Linked DNA regions of Homo sapiens: region 1 is linked to region 2. A link is an interaction called in ENCODE POLR2A ChIA-PET data of the cell type or tissue named here. Cell type or tissue: PC-9. All regions are shown on one strand.

What was found. Peaks named below come from ENCODE experiments on the same cell type or tissue, not always from the same donor. Only the 100,000 strongest peaks of a DNase experiment are listed, where the experiment ranks them.
Region 1: POLR2A ChIA-PET joins it to region 2 with 16 read pairs; 2 of 35 experiments call an interaction of 5 or more read pairs at or near these places.

Annotation. Positions count from the first base shown.
Region 1 is chr11:124,412,020-124,414,519 of GRCh38, forward strand. No RefSeq gene overlaps it. Among named protein-coding and RNA genes, the nearest start is that of OR8B4, 12 kb to the right of the region's middle. In PC-9, no CTCF peak of the experiment used is centred here; no DNase peak of the experiment used is centred here.
Region 2 is chr11:124,607,884-124,610,383 of GRCh38, forward strand. No RefSeq gene overlaps it. Among named protein-coding and RNA genes, the nearest start is that of PANX3, 2.3 kb to the right of the region's middle. In PC-9, no CTCF peak of the experiment used is centred here; no DNase peak of the experiment used is centred here.

The DNA of each region.
Region 1 (2,500 bases), 200 kb before region 2:
TAGGTGATTTTGTGGTTATGCAAACATCACAGAGTGAATTTACACAAACCTAAATCATACAGCCTGCCACACACCTAGGCTACATGGTACAGCCTCTTACTCCTAGGCTACAAACTCCTACAGCATGTGACTGTACTTTGTACTGTAGGCAATTGTAACACAATGGTAAGTATTGCTGTATCTAAACATATCCAATCATAGAAAATGTACAGTAAAAATATGGTATAAAAGATTAAAAATGGTACACTTGTATAGGGTACTTACCATGAATGGAGCTTGTGGGACTGGAAGTTGCTCTGGGTGAGTCAGTGAGTGAGTGGCAGGTGAACGTGGAGGTCTAGTACATTACTCTACACTACTGTAGACTTTATAAACACTCTACACTTAGGCTACACTAAATTTATCTTAAAATATTTTTCTTTCTTCAATAATAAATTAACTTTAGGTTACTGTAACATTTTTACTTTATAAATGCTTTTGTTAGAAACTAAGACACAAATGCACATGTTAACCTAGGCTTACACAGGGTCAGGATCATCAATATTACTGTCTTCCACCTCCACATCTTGTTTCATTGAATGGTTTTCAGGGACAATAACATATGGAGCTGTCATCTCCTATGGTAACAATGCCGTCTTTTGGAATCCCTCCTGAAGAACCTGCCCGAGGTTGTTTTGCAGTTAATTTTTTTTAATACGTAGAAAAAGTACACTCCAAAATAATGATGAAAGAGTATAGTAAGCTTAATACATAAACCAGTAACAGTCATTCATTAGTAAGTATTATGTACTGTACATAATAATATGTGCTATCCTTTGATATGACTGGCAGCACAGTTGGTTTGTTTACACCAGGATCACTACAAATATGTGGGTAATGCATTGTGCTATGTCTTTACCTTTTGATGGCTATGACATTGCTAGGGGATAGGAGTTTTTCAGCTCCATTATAATCTTAGGGGACTACCATCATATGTGCAATCTGTCATCAACCAAAACATCATCATGCAGTGCATAACTGCATAATGAAATTCACATGCATTATCCCACAAATTTTACACAAATAGTAGTATACTGTATGCACTGTTTTTCAACTCGCTTTTAATTTCCTATCTATCACTTCTTGAGAAACGACTGAAGAATGAGTAAGACTTAGGACCCAGGAAGAGTAGATTCAGAAGAGTAGTAAAGAGGAGTCCCAGATACCTGTGCAGTCACCATATGGACCAACCAGGCTAGACTGGAACAATGGTGTAAGAGAGATTTTTCCACTTAACAATATCTTTTGGAGATTATTTCATACATAAAGGTAGTCTTCATTTTTTATACACCTAGATAGCAGTTTTTGTACAGATATCTGAAAATCTATTTGATCTGTCCCTCTTTGATGAATAATCAAAGGACTATCTCAGTCCTTTGTTATTAACTGAGGTTAATCTCAGTCCTTTGTTATTATTTTTTAATGTAATGAGTAAACCAATATATAAATCATTAGGCATATGTATATGGTTTCCTCTCTGTCCAAATCCATACACCTATTCTTTTCCTTTATGCTTTGACTCTGGGGATATACTTTTCTTTATGATGCTGGAGCTGAGCCTCTGGAGATTAGATTTCTACTTTGCCAGACAGCTTAGTATTCAGTTCCACCAATACTCAATGCTTCCACCAGAAATAAAAAGCACCTAGAAGTATGAAAACAAATGAAATATCAGTTAGGGAGAAATGACCTGAATCCTTGATATGATTTAATCAAATGCAATGAAAGACAGCAAGAACAACACCCCCAAATGTTACAGTTGATATTATGTAAATAAGCCATAGGTTATAACCAGAGTTAAAAATGTCAGTCAACTGTATGAGCTTGTGTCTTCTGGGTGAAATCCTCCATTCAGTGTCATGTTGGAGGGACTCAACACCCATCTTCCCACTGCAGAAACCATGTAGGAGAGAAGGTCCCTCCCCATACCACCTGGCAGCCAGAAAACGGGCACCTTGACCTAGGTCAGCAGTATCTAGGTGCATGCTCCCACCTGAGAAATTAATCTACAATGATACAAACAAATGGAACCATTGGGAACCATTTGCATGGCTTCAGCAGGATCCAAGGATAGTGTGAGATGTACGGAGCAGGGGTGTGGCATTTTGGCCAGACTGTTCTTGCTGAAATATGTCCTGGTCTTGGCCTCTGGGGTTGTCTTGGTTCTTACAGTTCTGCAAGTATGGTTTTACAACCCACTCCAAATTACTTTACATCCCCAATATTCTTTCCATCAACTCCTAGAGTTACTTTCTGTTACTTGTCAGAATAAGCTCGGATGCTCTGTGAGAACTGGGAAGATGTCTGCACTGTTCAGTGTGATATCCCCAGTGCCAAATGCAGGGCCTAGTACATTGTTGGTGCTCACTTCAACAATGTTTTTTTACACAGATAAATGAAAAGAAAGAAAAGGAATAAAATCGCTCACCGTCCAAGAAGCGGCAGATTAGCATGGGAAGTG
Region 2 (2,500 bases):
CAGGCTGGTCTCGAACTCCTGACCTCAGGTGATTCACCCACCTTGGCCTCCCAAAGTGCTGGGATTACAGGTGTGAGCCACTGCACCCGGCCTCAGAAAGAAGTCTTAAGCAAATGGAGGGATATGCCATGTTCATAGATTTGAAGACTAAATGCTGTAAAGAAGGCAATTTTTCCCAAATTAAGCTGTAAATTAAAGTCACAATCAAAAATTCCAGCAGGTTTCTTTCCTGCTGAAATTCAAAAACTGATGGTAAAATTCATGTAGAAATGCAAAAGATCCAAAATAGCCAGAGCAATCCTGAAGAACAATAAAACTGGAAGATCTACACTACAGGTGCCAAGACCTACTATAAAGCTATACTAGCTAAGATATTGTAGTGTTGGCAAAAAAAAAAAAAAAAAAAAAAAGACATTGTCAGCTGGAACACAGTCACCTGATTTATGACCATGACAACACTGCACTGCAATGAGAAAGGAAAGGTCTTACAATAAATTGTGCTGAGTCAGCTGGATAGCCATATGGAAAATAATATTTCTTGACTCATATCTCATACCATATGTTAAAAAAAATTATAGATGAACTGCAGACCCAAATGAGAAAGATAAAACAAAAATATTTTGGAGAACACCTAGGAAACATTTTTCATGGTATTGTAATTAATAACCAATTGCTTCTTAAACAGAATACATATAGCACTATCCATAGAAAAAAATGATACATTGACTGTATTAAAATTAGAAATTCTGGTCATCAAAAGACACCATTAAGAGAATGAAAAGGCAACAAGTGGAGTGGAAGAAGATATAAATAAAACATATTGCTAGCAATGGTCTCACATCCAGAATATTTGAAAGAGTACTACAAATCAATAAGCAAAAGACAGACAACCCAACAGAAAAACAGGCAAAAGACTCAGACGTACACCCACATCCATCCACAAAAGAAGATATCCAAATGGCCGAAGTAGCCAACTTCATTAGTCAACAGAGATATTCAAGTTAAAACCACATTGCATTACTACTATACACCTTCCAAAATGGCTTAAAAAAAATTTTAATTCCAAAAGTGTAATGTCAAGGATGTGCAGCAACTAGGATTTTCATAAGCTGTTGGTGAAAGTGTAAACTGAAACAACCTCTTGAAAAACTATAGAGATAAACATATGCATAGCATTATGACCTAGCAATCCCACCCCTCAATATGTACCCAACATAAGTGCATACATATATTCACCAGGAGACACATATTAGGATGTTCACAGCAACAGTATCTCATAACATCCAGAACCTGAAAACTCAAATATCTGTCAGCTTATGAATGGATAAACAAATTGTTATATATCTACACAGAGGAAACGCATTTCTGGTACATGCAACATGGTGAATCTCAAAAATATGTTGAGCAGAGAATCCAGACACATAAACACATGCACATGATTCCATTTACATAAAGTACAAAAACAGGCAATGAAATGGATGATTCTCATAAATATGATGTGGAGCAAAAGAAGCCAGACACAAAAGAGTAAATACACAAGATTCCATTTTCATAATGTATAAAAAAGCAAAACTAATCAATTAGAAGTTTATATAATGCTTACCGTTTGGAAAAGCTGGAAGAGAGGAGCACAGAGGTGGTTTCTGGGGTGCTCGTAATGTTCTGTTTCTTGATCAGACGAGTATTTATTAAACTGCATCCTTATGGTATGTGAATTTTTCTCTCGTTTTTTGGTCTTTTTAATTTTTTATTTCAATCGCTTTTGGGGTACAAATCGTTTTTGGTTACACGGATAAACTGCATAGTGGTGAGGTCTGAGATTTTAGTGTACCCGTCACCCAAGTTGTGTGCACCGTACACAATACTAAGGTGTGTACATTATTTCTCAATAAAAATGTATTTTTAAAAAGTAAAAGGATATGCATGCATACAAACTAATAATAAACATTTGGCAAAAACATGCCTAATTAAAAGATACAGAAATGTGGTGTGGGGAGGGTAATGGGGAATAGAAATAAAGGGTCCCTTCTGCTGCCCCATGACCCATACACGCCAGTTAGCCCACGCGGGGCAGCTCTGAATCCAAGTTGGCCTCTAGCCTGTGGGATGGGGAGAGAGGTAAGCCCAGCCCAAACATTTGTGGCCTAGGAGAAAAAAGTTCAAATACAGATCCACATACCATATATCTAAAATATTAAAAGTTATAAACCAAGTTAACAAACTGTTAAATAAAATATGTTATTCTTGCTCACCTAGACATATATAGACAAACACACCCCAGCTTCATAATGATCAGGAATGCCAGATTCAAATTTAGAATCCTCAGACTCTCCCAAGCCCCTGGCCCAATCTTCTCTTCCCAACTCAGCTAACACCCACATTGCAAAAAACCTCAGAATTGCATGTGTGGACACCCCAAGATTTATAAATTGCATCCAAACCCTGACAACCAGCCATTCCTTGGGCCTAGAAGTGCACACCAGCAGCACAATCTTCCCTT